2 separate regions of the Homo sapiens genome follow, and region 1 is linked to region 2. A link is a loop called in an ENCODE intact Hi-C map of the cell type or tissue named here. Cell type or tissue: PC-3. All regions are shown on one strand. Each heading gives the region's core, and the rest is flanking DNA. Links, peaks and the distances in the headings are about the cores only.

Evidence for each region. Hi-C counts contacts between places; a loop is a spot of excess contacts. Peaks named below come from ENCODE experiments on the same cell type or tissue, not always from the same donor. Only the 100,000 strongest peaks of a DNase experiment are listed, where the experiment ranks them.
Region 1: it touches region 2 in a loop (2.1-fold over the local background); 1 of 110 quality-filtered maps calls a loop at or near these places.

What each region holds. Positions count from the first base shown.
Region 1 is chr6:52,811,099-52,820,547 of GRCh38, reverse strand. It overlaps the pseudogene GSTA6P. Among named protein-coding and RNA genes, the nearest start is that of GSTA1, 12 kb to the right of the region's middle. RefSeq lists an enhancer at 4,917-4,966. In PC-3, for the core only: CTCF peaks have their summits at 4,670 and 4,874 (motif pointing left); a DNase peak (open chromatin) is centred at 4,847.
Region 2 is chr6:52,877,249-52,886,697 of GRCh38, reverse strand. It overlaps LOC105375091 (a long non-coding RNA gene), which reads right to left and starts at 4,033. Exons shown (of 4, transcript XR_926877.2): 1 at 3,893-4,033. It also overlaps the pseudogene GSTA10P. In PC-3, for the core only: a CTCF peak has its summit at 4,174 (motif pointing left); a DNase peak (open chromatin) is centred at 4,177; H3K4me3 peaks cover 762 bases.

The DNA.
Region 1 (9,449 bases), core at 2,311-7,310, 67 kb after region 2:
CTGGGCAGAAGGGCAAGAGTCCTCAGTTTTCTCAGCCTGGCAGCCTTCTCCCCTTTCTCTGATTTCCTTGGTTAACAGAATCATGATTCCCGGGTTGAAATTTCTAGGAATCCTTTAAAGTGAAATCACTGCTGAGCACATTCTGTTCTGTCAGTTGGCCAGAAGCCTGTTATTCTGACTAGATCTAAACCACTTTAGGGCAGAGACCAAATCCAACCAAATATTTTTCTGCTACAAGCCATCACTATTGCTTGAGACACCGAAACAGCTCAATCAATGTTAGTCAGTTTGAATGAAACTTTTTAAAAGAAGGAAATATGCTGAAAACAAGAAATAGAAGAAAGGTTAGCAAAATGTCTGCATTTTCAGGTAAGGAACAGGATGCTGTAGAGGAGCAACCATTTTCATCAAGTATTGAGAGTGAGACCCTGCCCAAGAGCTATGAATAGCTGGAGAGAGAAGCAGTGAGGCTCACTCTCACTCCACTGGAGTTTATGCAAAGAGGGCCTGGGAACAGGACAGGTTCACAGTGCTCAGAGCAGGGAGTGGGTGGTAGCTAGGCCTGGCCTGAGGAGAGAGGCCCACCAGGTGCAGGGTATGGGAGCCTTTTTCCAGATTATAAAACGTCTGTTTTTCCAGGTTATAAAACAACCTGGGAACCAGGTCTGCTGCAGTCTAGGAGTTAAGTAAGTCTGTGTTAACGATGGGTCAGGCCTCCCTGAAACTTCACTGAAAACTTTGTTAACCCAGGTTGACTGTATCAGTGACTATCATTAATCTCTGTATAGGAGCTTTAAAAAAAGAGACTCATTATATGACTTATTCGAAAAGAAATCTAGATATATATAAAATCTTATTTTTACCAGAGCTTGATGGGTTAAGAGAGAAAGAGAGAGGAGACTCATGTGCTACCCAGTGTGTTCCGAGAGACTCATCCACATCCCAAGAAGTGGGGGCAGGAGGTCACTCTCATTATTCAGTTCCTATTATAAATTTTATATACAATATTTCATTGAACTTTCTCAACAGCCCTCAAAGATAGATATAACTATCCCTATTTTGAAAGGAGAAACTTGAGCTCAGAATTTGAAGAGCCTACTGAGTTTATGAACCTCATAATGGAAGGAGTTGTGATTTATCTCAGTCTCCCTTCTCTCTGATATGAAGCAATAATTAGGACCACCCAGGGACCAAGAGTAAATTAACTCTAATTTACTACTGGAATTTCACCACTTATATTCCTTTCAAAACAAGCCCATTTTCTAGTTGAGGAAAATACAGTTATACTAGTTCTCAACTCATTTAAGTTTTTAGGGTTGCCAAAGTAGAGAAAGAAACATTTTTATTATTATTATTTTCTCCAATCAAGCTCCTGAAAAGTTGCTAACAGAAAGGAACTCGAGATTCAGGTGTCCCCCTCTCGCCCTTCCCTTCCAATCTTTAGTTGGTTAATGGAGTCTGTATGGGAAAATATGAAACAATTTCTCAGATAGAAGCAGAGCCAGCTTACAGGGTGGAGTAGAAAAGCTATGGACCTGCAATCAGAAGGAGTTCAAGCTGACCCAACACTCACCAAGTGTGCAGCGTGGGCCAGTCGCTTTAGCTCTCTGAACCTCAGTGTGCCCATCTTTAATTAGGATATTAGGAGCCGTTTCCCAGGGTTGTTGCAGAAGGTAGACACACTCCCTAGATATTGACCATGAATGAGGAGAATGTGTGTGTGACCCATGGCAAATCTTCGAGCCTCTCTGGTTCTCATTTTCTGTTGACCCAACAAAGCTCAGTGGTAACCTTTGCCTCAGTGTTGGCCTGGCCTTTGGAAACCTCATATAGTGAAGGTGATATGTTACATGTAAGCGAGAGCATTATTATAAAATGTTATGTGAGATAATAATAATTCATTTCCCTTTGAAACATGATCCTCAGTAATGGCTAAGGGTGCCAGTGTGCGATTTGAATCACTCTGTGCACTCTAGCCCATAACAATTAAAGAAGCACACCCCACTCTCTGTGAGGTTCACTCTCCCTTTCCTTCTGCTGAATCATGCTATTTCCATTTCCAATGAGAGGAAAGTGCAATGTGTAAAGTCTCTAATTACAAGACAGATGAGTTGATTAAGTATGTTTCAAATAATTATTTACTTTCTAAAAGTTAGACTGTTGAGTTCCACATTTTAAAATGTAGACATTTAAAAGATTTTAATGTCTAAATTCAAGTCATACGTACTTTTTTAGAAATACATCTGTTGGTAAAGACAAGTATATTTTTGTACAAATGTATCAACCTCGATGACCACAAAACTTTGCAAGAAGAATCTTAATATGTTATAACAGAGTTGGGGGTTTGGAGAGAAAATGCCACTGTTCCTAAGTCTTGGAACTCATGCTTTCAATGAGTCCTGTGTGTTTCCACTCACATTCATGATCCAATTATTTATGGCCTGTCCCTGTACACTTGGTTTTCATTTGCTGGTTCTCTGCTATGCTCCACCTCCCAAGCAGGCTGGGATAGAGCAAGGGCCAACAAACTTCCTTGATGATCCCTAGTGAATTTATCTCTAACCATTTGCAATGGCCAAATGAACGTGCACACATGCAAATATCCATACACATAACATACATGTAACTGAAACTAAAAACTCATGAAACATTACTTACTCTCCAGCATGTCATGCTCTCTGGTATTTTTTTATTCTTTCCTATTTTCTTTAAAAAATATGTAGCTTTCACAATTTTCTGGAAAATTAGCATACATATTTGAGAAACACTAACAGAAAATAAGGCTCAGTCATTGGTTTTGAATAGCAATGGGTTTGAATCCCAGATTCACCACTTACTCTGGACGAGTTGCTTTAAAAATCTCAGTATCACCAGTTGTAAAATGAGAATAATAATAACATTCAACTTAGGTGATTTTTGTAAGATAAAATGAAGATAAATTTGGAGGAATGGCCAGTGTGTGACTGATGCTGAATAGATACTATCTCCTATTCAAGCCTGCAAAGTTGATGAGGCAACATGTTTTTCCAGGTTATAAAACAAAATGCACCCCAAAGAGGTGGAATACAGAAAACCAAAAGAAGCAAGAAATTAGGGTCCTCTGTCTGTTGAAAGAATTTGGTTCTTCGAGCTACAGTTAAGCAAGCCTGAGGCCTAATTTCTGCTTTTCATCAAATTCAGCCTAACAGCCAAAGAGGTGGTCCTCCTTGTCAGTGACATCCTCTGGTTTCACAGCCACTTCATGGGTTCTCAGGGCCTTCACCTGGGTGGGTTCTAGGCCTACCTTCATTTTCGTCCTGGGTGTGGATTTTCAAGTTCATCACCACGTGGAGTGTGATAGCGGACATTGCATTTAACTTTTCTGATGTTCCATTTCACTAACTAAGGAATGGAGATAATAACAAGCATTTCATGGGACTATAAGGAGGAGTCAAGATATAACATATTGAAAGAGACTAGCATTGGGGAAGGAAGGATCAGTCGAAAGTTTTCAATAAATATTAGTTCTTGAATTCTTCCTCTTCCCACTAACTTCCCTACATTCATTATTACCACATACTCGCACCTCTTAGCATGGCGAGAATGGTCACATTTAACCAATGGGCACATGAGACTGGTTTGCTGGAATCTGAGACTGGTTTGCTGGAATCATAGTTTTTATGTTTTAGGGAAACACTTTGAAGTATCTAAGGATGGAATATACGGTATTTGGGATTTCCTTACATTATTACAAGATGGGGGAAGTGGGTGGGCATGTATATGAAAACACATTGGCTTTAGTTGGTGTAAACCAAATATAAAATTCTAAGCTCCCTCCCTCACTCTGACCATCTGAATGGATCTCTCTTTTCAGCAAGGCCATTCCAAAGCTAACCTGAAAAATGAATTTAGGCCATGATGGGAAGTGGAGGGGGTTGGACAAGCCTCATTATACCTCATCTCTTTTGGAATTACTAACAGAACAAACTTTTTTAGTCTGATAAGAAACAAGTACAATCATTTTCTCTGAAACTTGCTACCAGGTGGCTTCATCTGCAGGGTAAAACTTTGTTCTCTACAACCCCTTATTATCCTAAACTAGACATTCCTTTCTATTGATTCCAGGTGGTTAGATAGTAACTTAACCCTTTCAACCAACTGCCAATCAGACAAATTTTAAATCTACACACAACCTGGAAACCCACACTTCCAGTATCCCTCCTTTCCATACCAAACCAATGTACATCTATATATATTTGATTGATGTCTCATGTCTCCTGAAAATGTGTAAAATTAAGCTGTACCCTCACCACCTCGACCACACGGTCTCTGAATCTCCTGAGGGCTGTATCTCAGGCACTAGATACTCATATTTGGCTCAGAATAAATCTCCAAATATTTTACAGAGTTTGACTCTTTTCAATAACATTGGTAGTTACTGATTCTATGAGAGGAATACAAGGAAGGTCGTGATACTTTTGTGTTATTTTTATACATGTTAGAAATTTATGTAATAAGGGGATAAAATGTATATCAGGAAGTGAATGTAAAGTTAAAATGCATACCACACATGAGAGGTGGAAGGCAGTGGATTATAACAAATAACCTGTTAAAGACTGAGTATATTAATTCGATGATTATTTTGTTGTGCACCTACTAAGTGCCAGGTGCTGTGTGAGGTTCTGATGATAGACAGTGAACGAGACAGACTCAGTTCCTGCTCTCGAGTAGCCTACATACCTATAAGAATGGAGACAAGTAAACAGGTGATTAAAATCAGGAGCTTCCAGGAGAACACCCAAGCAGTCCCCAGCGTTACCAGGTCATCCTTCCAGTGTTTGAGCAGGAAATGCTGGGAGGTGTCTGTGGGACTCCGTTGAGTGCTGCCCTCTAGAGGTGTCACTGAGAAAAACACTTCCAAGTCCAGAACAGAGTCCCTCAGGGGCTGCCTGAGGGTTTTCCTCGGGGTAACTCATGGACAGACTCAGGAGATCTTGTCCCTCGGGTGGCAGCCGAAAAGGAGGGTTTCAGGTGAGGTGGCATCCTGTGAAAGGAAGTTCTAGCGCGCCCCTTCAGCCTCACAGCGCCGTGTGGGCCTGAACCTTGGGAAGGCACTTTCTTCATTGCTTCACGAGGGCCTGGGACTTTAGCCTCACCCTTTCTCAATCCTATGAAGAAATAAGCACACAAGAAATCCAAACACTGCCATTCCAGGTTGTTTTCTTTGTATGAATGAATACCCTGTCACCCAGACATCAGCTCTACAGCTCAGGGATGTGTTCAGAGCCCGGGTAGGAAGAGTTCAGCAGGAGGGAGGGAGGGGCAAGGCTGGGAGGAACCCAGACTCCCTGGCCTCCAACCAGCTTGACTGAAGGCGGGGGCAGGGCTGACTGCAGACCTTGCTCAGGCTTCTGGGGTCTCAGTGCCCTAAGGCTGATGATCACAACCCAGTCCTCAGCCTCACAAGCACATCCCACTTGCCAATCCCACCCCACCTCGGTCACCCTCCTGCCAGGACCACCCACCGTTCCTTAGGTTTGTCCTGAATTGGACGCTTTATTAATTGCTGGCACACACCCCCCATGATCTCCACATCCTGGTCCTGTGCGATCATAGATCCACAACAAACTGTTCCATGGAGCAAGCTAGAAACCCCCAAATTCCTGAACTTTCACCGTAAAGAACTCCATTAAACTATAAGTAACCACTGCAAACACAACTACCATTTATTACTTGATGTTGATGCACGCGGGTCAGGCCCTGTATCATGCATTTTGAAAACATTACAATATTCTGTTTAAGAAAATATTCTATCCCCATTTTGCAGATGAGGAAACTAAGGCTTGAAGATGTTAAGTGATGATTCCCAGATCACACAGCTATTTTGAGGCAGAGTCAAGATTGGTACCAGATCATATCAACAGTGAAATACAGGAAATCTTGGTAAGTGTCTACTTTGACTTTTATTTTTATAGATTCTGCCTATTAAGTCAACTGCATTGTTATGCAATAACTGGTTTTCATAGTTGTATTAAATACCTGCATCCACTCAGAGCTTCTGATCAGATTGAGACAGCCTTATTGCTGGCTGCCATTCCAACCAAAGTGACTACACTCAGGACAAGGTGTGATTTATTTCAAAGTTTAAATCACTGATATAGATCAGCAATAGAGTATATTTTCATCAATATTAGATTGATTTAATTTTTTTAAGGATGATATGAAATAGCAGCCATACTTCAGAATCCTAATAGTGTATGTTTAATGAGCACTTACACACTTGCTACTTTTCTGAGTGCTTTGCATGACTTTGAAATTTAATCTTCATACCAACCTATAACATAGGTACCATAAGTATTCCCATTTCATAGATTAGGATACTGAGACACAGAGAGATTTAACAATGTGTCCAAAGTCAAGAAGCCAGGACATGACAACAGTGATATTAAACCCACACAGCCATGTCACAAGCCAGAGATTTTCATTAAAAATAATGTTACTGTGGGGACTTTAATTCCTTCCTGAAATTGAGAATTCTATTCTATTGTGTCCCATATTCTCCAGGAGGGAAAATTATAATTGCAAGAGTTATAACTGTGCAACAGCTATGACCTATTTCAACTTTAGCAGGGCTCCTACAAACTAAGCTGATGTAAATTATAGCAGAGGGCCCTTGGTGGCAGAATCTTTGGTGGCCACTGGCCTATGGCATACCCATGCTGGGGTCACAAAGGTTGTGGTCTGATCTCACTCAGAGACATATGCTTTCCTAAGATATGACAACATCATAATTAGAAGAACTGCATGATCCTTTAACTGCAGTGACATCCCCTCTCAAATCATGACCTAATCATGGACATGGGAGCGATCAAGGTGGAAGTAAAGTGAACTAGAAGATTGAGCGACTATGTGCTGTGATCCATGCCCTTTTCTCGATGATCTAGTGTAAATTTCAAAATGGCCACCACCAGCCTCCTCTGTGTGCTCTGCCAAGCTCAGAAATCTTATATTTTCCAAATTATGTACCAGCCAGAAGCCATTCAAGGTTAAAGGTCTACAGTGCTATGGAATGAATTAATAAGAGCCCATTTACTGTTTCTGCTTCCAGTTTGAAGAGAAATTTCTGGAATCTGCAAAAGATTTGGAAAAGTTAAGAAATAGTAAGATCAAGTCTCTAAGTGCCTCTGAGGAGGGTATCTAGTAGAAGGTACACAGGGAGGTTTGAACAGCCAGCAATGCTTACATGTGTGTAGGGTTGTAGTTGGTGATGGTGGAGAGGGAGAAAATCATAAAATGGAAAGGATGGGCTCCTAGAGCAGGTCTGGCAACTCTTTCCAGGCTAAAAAGGGCCAGACTTCTCTTTGTATTTGCTGGAGAACCATCTCCAGCACTCTGAGGATCCCTTTTCTTGCTTTCCTGCTTTTGGCACCATGAGTGAGCTGTGGTCATCAACTCAGGATCTCATATAGCCCACCCCATCCAAAGACACGCAAGGACATGTTTTAGACAAAAGGAGTTGAAATAGGTCCATTTTGAATTGTTTCTATTATAAGTTTGACAAGGTGATATCTTTGCAATATTGTCTGCTTAGATAATGAGACAGTGTTGACTTGGTTGGAAGTCCAGGTCACAGGGTGAGGAGGGACATGAGCCAGGGTAGAAGCCATGGGGTAAGAAACACAGAGCCTGCCCTGCACACACTGTCTAATGGGGGTATTGAAGGGCACACAAAGAGCCTACATAGAAGCTTCTCTCAGAACTGTGTTTAATGTCTTCAACAGCATGAGACTTACTTTGAGAAATTCCCATGTTAAATGGCATCTGGCTGGTGACCTGTTGCAGTCTCTCCCAACTTCTTCCTAAGATATCATGAAAATAAATCAACACAGACAATACAAGCGACCTATTCTGTAGCTGGATGGGAAATAAAAACATAAATGAAGTAACAGTATAAAAAGTAAAAGAACGCTTGATAAGAAAAAGCACTTCCAGAAGCTAAAAATAAGTTCCTATTTCATTTGAACAGTTGCCAGGCAATTTTTTTTTCATTTTATACATTTAGTCATTTCCACAACCACTTTTTCATCCTGAAAGGGTGGGATTCATAGAAATTTCACTCTGCCTTTTTTTTTTTTTCTATTTTCTAAAGATGGGAGTTTGTTCTTCCAGCAAGTGCCAATGGTTGAGATTGACGGGATGAAGCTGATGCAGACCAGAGCCATTCTCAACTACATTGCCAGCAAATACAACCTGTGTGGGAAAGACATAAAGGAGAGAGCCCCATATAGTATATTTTTTGTTCTTCCATCAACAGAGAACACAGAGTGATTTCGGTCCTTCTGTGAGTGGGCAGGACCGTGGAAGGAGCATCACGACTAGCAGCAGGCTGGGCCTTGGGCATATACGCTGGTGTCCAGTATTGCAGAGTCCCATGGAGATGAGAAAAGAGTGAATATGGGGAGGGTTCAGGCAAGTGTGATTCTAGAAGACAATGCAGCCTATGGATCCAGCACCCTGACAAAGGTTTCCAAACGCTGATGAACCATGAACTCAGGAGGATGGGGAATCATGATTCCAGGTGCTCGGGACTTCAGAGGCTGGACTCCAGCCAACAGCTTAGGACAAGGCATAGAATGTTTGAGAGTCGGTAGATGAAGGCCTGGGGAGAGAATGCTGCAAAGGAGCTGAATCTCAGGTTCCAGTAATTCCAAGAATGGTGACCAGGAACCTAAGTTTCCAGCCAGTTGTATGAACTGGTCCACTTGACTAAGGTTTGAGAGGCTGGTGCCCAAGATACCAGGATTACCTAAAGTGCAGCATTTGATACAGACCTAAGCAGCCAGACTGATTTTGCATCAGCAAAGCTGGGAGGAGGGGTCTCCTCCTTTGCTGGCAGTTCCTTGAGAAGTCCAATATAGAGTTACCAATGACCTAGCAATTCCACTACCAGGTCTACATCCAGGAGAAAGGAAAACACATCCTCACTAATCCATGCACAGAAATGTTCATAGGAGAATTATTCATGCTATGCAAAAGGTGGAAACAACCCAAATGTCCACCCATGGATGAATGGAGGAACAAGTTGTGCTGTAGCAGACAATGGAATATTCTTGGGCTATGAAAAGGGATGAAGTACTGATGCATGCTACAACATGGGTGAGCCTTGAAAACATGTTCCATAAAAGAAACCAGACACCAAAGGCCACATGTAACATGAATTCTTTTGTATGAACCATCCAGACCATTTGAGTCCAGAAAGGAAATCAGTTGTTGACAGGGGCTGGAGAAAGGGGACAATGGGGAATGGCTGCCAAAGCATGTGCTACTGCTTTCCCAGGTGATAAAAATGTTCTGGAATTAGACAGTGACAGTATTTGCAGAATTCTGTAAATGTACTAAAAATTACTGAATAATATTCTGTTAAGGGGTGGCAATTATAGTATGTGAATACATGTCAATAAAGCTGTTAT
Region 2 (9,449 bases), core at 1,423-6,422:
AAGAAATTATGATTCTCTATCTGTTTAAAGAATTTGGATCTCGTAGCTAGTTAAACAAGTCTGAGGCCCTATTTCTCCCTTTGATCAAACGTAGTTGTATTAGTTCATTTTCACACTGCTATAAAGAACTTCCCTGAGCCTGAGTAATTTATAAAGGAAAGAATTTTAACTGACTCACAGTTCCATATGGCTGGGGAGGTTTCAGGAAACTTATAGTCATGGTGGAAGGTGAAGGGGAAGCAGGCATTTTCTTCACAAGGCAGCAGCAGAGGGAAAGAGAGAGAAGGGGGAACTGTCCTTTATAAAACCATCAGATCTCGTGAGAACTCACTGTCAGGAGAACAGCATGGGGGAAACCACCTCCATGATCCAATCATCTCCCACCAGGTCCATCCCTCAACATGTGGGGATTATGGGGATTACAATTCGAGATGAGATTTAGGTGGGGACAAAGAGCCAAACCGTATCAGTAGCCTAATAGCCAAAGAGCTGAAGAGTGGCTCTGCTCCTTCCTGGTCCTCCCTGTCATGACATACTCTGGTTTCTTGGTCACTTACTGGATTCCCAGGGCCTTCACCTAGGTGGGTTCCAGGCCTGCCTTCATTTTAGTCTTGGGTGTGGATTTTCATGTTCATCACCACCTAGAGTGTGATTGTGGACATTGCATTTCACTTCTCTGATGTTCCATTTCATTAACCAAAAAATGGAGATAATAATAGGCATTTCGGCCGAGCACAGTGGCTCATGCCTGTAATCCCAGCACTTTGGGAGGCCGAGGCGGGCGGATCAGTAGGTCATGAGATCGAGACCATCCTGGCTAACATGGTGAAACCCCATCTCTACTAAAAATACAAAAAATTAGCTGGGCGTGGTGGCGGGTGCCTATAGTCCCAGCTACTTGGGAGGGTGAGGCAGGAGAATGGCTTGAACCCAGGAGGCAGAGCTTGCTGTGAGCTGAGATTGTGCTACCACAGCCTGGGTGACAGGGCGAGACTCCATCTCAAAAAAATAAATAAAAATAAAATAATAATAATAATAGTCATTTCATGGGACTTTGGAGGATTAAAGATATAACATATTAAAAGGGACTAGCATTGGGGAAGTGTCACCAGGATGTTTTTAATAAATATTGGTTCTTGAATTCTTCCTCTTCCCACTACCTTCCATATGTGCATTATTACCACAAACTCTCACTTCTTAACATGGCGAGAATGGTTACATTTAACCAATGGGCACGTGAGACTGGTTTGCTAGAATCTGAGGGTGGCCACCGATGGATAACAATTTGGGCCAAGAAAACATTCCAGGAACTCCTCCAACCCAGTCATGAAGAAGGCAGATTCTTCTTCAGTATTGTTGGTGGTTTTCAACAATACATCCTAATGAACATTTTTGATTCTATGGCTTCAATTATTTGTTCATTCATTCATTCTTTCATTCATGCTTAGAGAAAACTCCAGGAGTCTGCTATCATGGTGGGAAACCCAAGCTCTACTACCACAATGGACAGGGCAGAATGGAGTCCATCCAGTCGCTCCTAGCTGCATCTGGAGTACGGGTAGGTCCTGAGAGGTCATCTTAAGTTGGATCTAAAATTGACCTTACCAGATACTTTTCCCTCAGAAACTATGAGATGTTTCTTACTAAATGACTTGTCAAGTGTTGTACCTTAAAGAAAATTGGCAGTTATTAAGAAAGAGATGATGAATTTGATCTAATAAATTGTTAAAATATCTTCTCATCTAAGGGCATAAACATTAAGGTACATTTAAGAAACAAACTAATCAGAATGTGTGGACTTTAACTGAACTTGGATTTAAACAAACTCTAAAAAATAATTTATGGCATTTGTATAACAGTTAGAAGCATACATATTGATTGAATATTTGATGTCATGAAAAAATTATTGTTAATGTTTCATGTGTGATAATGTACTATGGCTATATTTAAAATCGTTCTTCTGTTTTAGGGAAACACATTGAGGTATCTAAGAATAAAATATATGATATCTGGGATTTCCTCACATTATTACAAGAAGAAAGTGGGTGGGCATGTAGATGAAAACACATTGGCTTTAGCTGGTATAAACCAAATATAAAATTCTAAGCCTCTTACCCAGCCCCGACCATCTGAATGGACCCTCTTCTCAGCAAGGGCATTACTAAGCTAACCTGAAAAACCAATTTAGGCCATGATGGGAAGTGGGAAGTTGGACATGCCCTCCTCTCTTTTGGAATTACTGATAGAACAGACTCTAAGTCTGATAAGAAACATTACTTTCAATGGCAAAAACCACAATTACTTTTGTACCAACCTAATACAATTTATTTTCTCTGAAGCCTGCTACCTGGATGCTTCATCTGCATGATAAAACTTTGGTCTCCACACCCCCTTATTACCCTAACCCAGATATTCCTTTCTATTGATCCCAGGTGAAGGGGTGGCCTGCTCCTCCACACCTGTGGGTATTTCTAGTCGGGTGGGACGAGAGACTGAGAAAAGAAATAAGACACAGAGACAAAGTATAGAGAAACGACAGTGGGCCCAGGGGACCGGCACTCAGCACACCAAGGACCTGCACCGGCACCGGCCTCTGAGTTCCCTCAGTTTTTATTGATTATTATTTTCATTATTTCAGCAAAAAAGGAATGTAGCAGGAGAGCAGGGTGATAATAAGGAGAAGGTCAGCAAAAAACATGTGAGCAAAAGAATCTATGTCATAATTAAGTTCAAGGGAAGGTACTATGACTGGACGTGCACGTAAGCCAGATTTATGTTTCTCTCCACCCAAACATCTCAGTGGAGTAAAGAATAACAAAGCAGCATTACTGCAAACATGTCTTGCCTCCCACCATAGGGCGGTTTTTCTCCTATCTCAGAATTGAACAAATGTACAATCGGGTTTTATACGGAGACATTCAGTTCCCAGGGGCAGGCAGGAGACAGTGGCCTTCCTCTATCTCAACTGCAAGAGGCTTTCCTCTTTTACTGATCCACCTCAGCACAGACCCTTTACGGGTGTCGGGCTGGGGGACGGTCAGGTCTTTCTCATCCCACGAGGCCATATTTCAGACTATCACGTGGGGAGAAACCTTGGACAATACCCCGCTTTCAAGGGCAGAGGTCCCTGCGGCTTTCCACAGTACATTGTGCCTCTGGTTTATTGAGACTAGAGAATGGCGATGACTTTTACCAACTATACTGCTTGTAAACATTTTGTTAACAAGGCACATCCTGCACAGCCCTGGATCCCTTAAACCTTGATTTCATACAACACATGTTTTTGTGAGCTCCAGGTTGGGTCAAAGTGTCTGGGGCAAAGCTACAAATTAACAACATCTCAGCAAGCAATTGTTTAAAGTACAGGTCTTTTTCAAAATGGAGTCTCTTATGTCTTCCCTTTCTACATAGACACAGTAACAGTCTGATCTCTCTTTCTTTTCCCTGCACCCAGGTCTTTAGATCATAACTCTTTCAATCAACTGCCAATTGGAAAATTTTATAATCTACACAAAATCTGGAAGTCCACACTTCCAGTTGTCCTGCCTTTCTGGACTGAACAAATGTACATCTCTATATATTTGATTGATGTCTCATGTCTCCCTAAAATTAAACTATATCCCAACCACCTTAAGCACACGTTCCCAGAATCTCCTGAGGGCTGTATCACAGGCCATTGGTCACTCACATTTGGCTCAGAATAAATCTCTTCAAATATTTTACAGCGTTTCACTCTTTTCCCTAATATTGGTAATTATTGATTCTATATGAGGAATACAAGAAAGGTCATTATACTTTTGTGTTATTTTTATACATGTTAGAAATTTATACAATAAGAGGATAAAAAGGCATAATATTAGAAAGTGAATGTAAAGTGGAACTGCGTACTCACCTGTTAAAGACTCAGTATACTAATTCAATGATTATTTTGTTGTGCACCTACTAAGTGCCAGATTCTGTGTGAGGTTCTGGAGGTAGACAGTGAACAAGACAGACTCAGTCTCTGCCCTCGGGTAGCCTACATATCTATAAGAATGGAGACAAGTAAACAGGTGATTAAAATAAGGAGCTTCCAGGAGAACACCCAAGCATTCCCCAGTGTTACCATATCATCCACCCAGTGTCTGAGGAGGAAATGCAGGGAGGTGTCTGTGGGACTCCGTTGAGTGCTGCCCTCTAGAGGTGTCACTGAGAAAAACACGTTCTAGTCCAGACCACAGTCCCTCAGTAACTGCCTGAGAGGGTTTTCTTCCGGAGTGAGTCTTCGACAACTCAGGAGATCTTGTCCCTTGGATGGTAGCAGAAAAAGAGGGTTTCAGGTGAGGTGGCGTCCTGTGAGGGGAACTTCCAGTGAGCCCCTTCAGCCTCACAGCGCCGTGTGGAACTGAGCCTTGGGACGGCACTTTCTCCATTGCTTCACGAAGGCTCGGGACCTTAGCCTCACCCTTTCTCAATCCTACGAATAAGCACACAAGAAATCCACACACCGTCATTCCAGGTTTTGTTTGTTTGTTTGTTTGTTTTGGTACAAATGAATACCCCGTTTCACTGTCACCCAGACGTCAGCTCTGCAGCTCAGGGATGTGTTCAGAGCCCGGGTAGGAAGAGTTCAGCAGGAGGGAGGGAGGGGCAAGGCTGGGAGGAACCCAGGCTCCCTGGCCTCCATCCAGCCTGACTGAAGGCGGGGGCAGGGCTGACTGCAGACCTTGCTCAGGCTTCTGGGGTCTCAGTGCCCTAAGGCTGATGATCACAACCAAGTCCTCAGCCTCACAAGCACATCCCACTTGCCAGTCCCACCACCTCGGTCACCCTCCTGCCAGGACCACACACCGTTCCTTAGGTTTGTCCTGAACCGGACACAGTATTAATTTCTGGCACACCCTTCCTGCCCCCGCCTCCCCCACCCCCCAACCATGATCTCTAGATCCTGGTCCTGTGTGATCATAGATCCACAACAAACTCTGTTCCATGGAGCAAGCTAGAAACCCCCAAATTCCTGACATTTGACTATAAAGAACTCTATTAAAGTATACTTAGCCACTGCAAACACCGCTACTGTTTATTACTTGATTTATGTGGGTCAGGCCCTGTATGATGCATTTTGAAAACATTAAAACATTCTGTTAAGAAAATGTTCTATGCCCATTTTGCAGATGAGGGAACTAATGCTTAAAGACGTTAAGTGATGATTCCCAGATCACACAGCTATTATGAGGCAGAGCCAAGATTGGAACCAGATCATATTAACAGTGAAATCCTGAAAATCTTTGTAAGAGTCTGCTTTAACTTTTATTTTTATAGATTCTGCCTATTAAGTCAACTGCATCATTATGTAATAACTGATTTTCATATTTATATTAAATACCTGCATCTACTCAGAGTTTCTGATCAGATTTAGACAACCTTGCTGGCTGCCATTCCAACTACTCTCAGGACAAGGTGTAATTTATTTCAAAGTTTAAATTACTGGATATAGGTCAACAAGAGACTATACATTCAGTGATTTTAGATTGATTTAAATTTTTTGAAAAGGATGCTATGAAATAGCAGCCATCTCTCAGAGTCCCAAAACATATATTTAACGAGCATTTATTATATACCTGCTACTTTTCCAAGTGCTTTGCATGACTTTGAAATTTAATTTTCATACCAATCTTTTTTTTTTTTTTTTTTTTTTTTTTTTTTTGTTGAGGCAGAGTCTCACCCTGTCTCCCAGGCTGGAGTGTAGTGGTGCAATCTTGGCTCACCGCAACCTCCACCTCCCAGGTTCAAGCCATTCTCCTGTCTCAGCTTCCTGAGTAGCTGGGATTACAGGCATGCGCCACCACACCTGGCTAATTTTTGTATTTTTAGTAGAGATGGGGTTTCTCCATGTTGGACAGGCTGGTCTTGAACTCCCGACCTTAGAGGATCCGCCTGCCTCGGCCTACCAAAGTGCTGGGATTACAGGCGTGAGCCACTGCGCCCGGCCTTTCATACCAATCTTTAAAAAAAGCTTCATAAGTATATCCATTTCACAGGTTAGGATACTGAGACACAGAGAGATTCAACAATGTGTCCAAAATCAAGAAGCCAGGACTTGAAAATAGTGATATTAAACCCACACAGCCATATCATAAACCACAGATTTTTATTAAAAATAACATTAGTCTGGGGACCCTAATTCCTTCCTCAAATTGAGAATTCTACTCTGTCATGTTCCATTTACTCCAGGAGGGGAAATTATCGTTGCAAGAGTTAAAGCTGTGCAATAGCAGGACCTATCTCATGCACAGTAGGGCTCCTAACAAGTGGGGTGATATAAATTACAGCAGAGGTTCCTCGGTGGAAGAATCTTTTTTGGTCATTAGCCCATTGCATACCCCACACTAGGGACACAAAGCCTGCGGTCTGATCTCACCTGGAGACACATGCTTTCCTATGATACGACAACAACATAACTAGAAGAACTGCTTGATACCTTAACGCCAGTGACATCCCCTCCCAAATCATGACCTAATCATGGACATGGGAGAGATCAGGGTGTGGATGAAGTGAACTAAAAGATTGAGTGCTATGTGCTGTGATCCATGCTTTTCTCTTGATGAATCTAGTCTAAATTTCCAAGTGGCCATGACCAGACCCCTCTGTGTGCACTGCCAAACTCAGAAATCTTATATTCTCCAAATTATGTATCAGACAGTAGCCATTCAAGGTTAAAAGTCTATAATGCTATGGAATGACCTATCAGGAGCCCATTCACTGATTCTGCTTTCGGTTTGAAGAGAAATTTCTAGAATCTGCAGAAGATTTGGAAAAGTTAAGAAATGGTAAGATCGAGTCTCTACGTGTCTCTGAGGAAGGTATCTAGTAGAAGGTACACTTGCAGGTTTTAATACCAGGCCGTGTCTATGTGTGCGAAGGGTGGTAGTTGGGGTGGTGGAGAGGGAAAAAAGTGGTTAAAGTAGAAAGGGTGGGGCTCCTTGAGCAGTTCTGTCAACTCTCTCCAGGCTAAAAGGGCCAGACCTCTTAGAGTATTTGCTAGAGGAGCCATCCCCAGCACCCTGAGAATGGCCTTTCCTTGCTTTCATTCTTTCAACACTGTGAATAAGCTGTGGTTGGTTCGGGATCCCATACAGCCCTCCCCATCCAAGGACACGCGCGGACATTCATCAGAGGGAAGGAGTTGAAATAGGTCCATCTTGAATTCATTTCTCTTATGAATTTGACAAGGTGATATTCTTGCAACTGTAGGCTTAGATAATGAGATAGTGTTGAATTGGTTGGAAGTCCAGGTCAGAGGGTGAGGAGGGACATGAGCCAGGGTAGCAGCAGTAGAGTGAGGAACACAGCACCCACCCTGCACACACTGTCCAGTGGGGGTATTGAAGACTATACAAAGGACCTACATAGAAACTTTTCTCAGAACTGTCTTTAATGTCTTCACACCATGAGATTTACTTTGAGATATTCCCATGTTAATTGGCATGTGGCTAGTGGGCCTGCAGCAGCCTCTCCCAACTTCTTCCTAAAATATCCATGAAGATATATCAACACAAAAAATACAAGGGACCTATTATGTATCTGGATGAGGAACAAAAACATAAATGAAATAAGAGGCTACAAGGTAAGAGGAAGCTTGATAGGAAAAAGAAGGACTAAGGAAGCTAAAAACAAATTTCTATTTCCTTTGAGAGGTTATACCAGGCAATAATTTCTTTTCTATTTTATAAATTTAGTCATTTCAGCAAACATTTTTTCATGCTGAAAGACTGGGATTCATAGACATCTGACTCTCCTTTTTTTCCTTCTTTCTAAAGATGGGAGTTTGATGTTCCAGCAAGTGCCAATAGTTGAGATTGATGGGATGAAGCTGGTGCAGACCAGAGCCGTTCTCAACTACATTGCCAGCAAATACAGTCTCTATGAGAAAGACATAAAGGAGAGAGTCCTGTATGGTATATTTTCTGTTCTTCCATTAACAGAGAATACAGAGTGATTTAGGTCCTTCCTTGAGTGGGCGGGACCGTGGCAGGGGCATTATCGTCAGCATCAGGCTGGACCTTGGGTGTGTATGCTGAGTTGCAGTATTGCAGAGTCCCATGGAGATGAGGAAACAGTGAACATGGGGTGGGTTCAGGTGAGGGTGATTCTAGAAAAGGATGCAGTCCATGGATCGAGCACCCTGACAGAGGTTTCCAAACACTGATGAACCATGAACTCAGGAGGATGGCAAATCATGATTCCAGGTGCTCAGGCCTTCAGAGACTGGGCGCCAACAACAGCTTAGGACAAGTCATAGAATGTTTGAGAGTCGGTAGATGAAGGCCTGGGGAGAGAAGGCTCTAAAGAAGCTGAATCTCAGGTTCCAATAACTCCAAGAATGATGACCAGGAACCTACGTTAGCAACTAATTATATGAACTGGTCAACTTGACTCAGGTTAGCAGAGGCTGGTGCCCAAGATACCAGGATTACCTAAAGTGAAGCATTTGATACAGACCTAAGCAGCCACACTGATTTTGCACCAGCAAAGCTGGGAGGAGGGGTCTCCTCCCCTGTTGGCAGTTCCTTGAAAAGTCCAATATAGAGTTACCAATGACCTAACAATTCCACTACCAGGTCTACAACCAGGATAAAGGAAAACACAGCCTCACTAATCCATGCACAGAAATGTTCATAGGAGAACTATTCATGATATGCAAAAGGTGGAAACTACCCAAATGTCCACCCATGGATGAATGGAGGAACAAGACGTGCTGTGGCAGACAATGGAATATTCTTGGACTATGAAAAGGGTCAAAGTACTGATGCATGCTACAACATGGGTGAACCTTGAAAACATGTTCCATAAAAGAAACCAGACACCAAAGGCCACATGTTACATGATTTCTTTTGTATGAACTATCCAGACCATTCGAATCTAGAAAGTAAATCAGTTGTTGCAAGGGGCTGGATGGAGGGGGCTAAGGGGAGTGGCTGCCAAAGTGCTACTGCTTTCCCAGGTGATTAGAAAATAATTGGGAGATCTTCTTTTTTTGTTGTTGTTGAAAATTACTAGCTTGCTTGAAAGTATATATCTTTAGAGATAGCTTTTAGAGATATGCTTTATTTCCTATTTATTTATTGTTATTTTTAATTTTTTTAGAACTTCGAACATTGAGCATAAAAATGAGCCTGAGATATGTAGTATGGTGAGAAAAGGAGACAGAAATGTTCGAGATGGCTGTTCCAGGGACTCTGCCTTGGGATTACTTAAATGGTAGGTCTTTGGCTATATGAATCATGCTAAGCTCATCCACAAAGCAAACCACAGCTGAGATAGCAAACCCTATTTTTAGCATCAGTGGTTACTTGCAGTGATTCCACTAATTCCTCTCATGACTGTGACTCTAGACAGGTCACAGATGTTGATATTCTCTGTACCTGTATTTGGTCACGTGTAGGACAAACATTTTGGACATATATCTA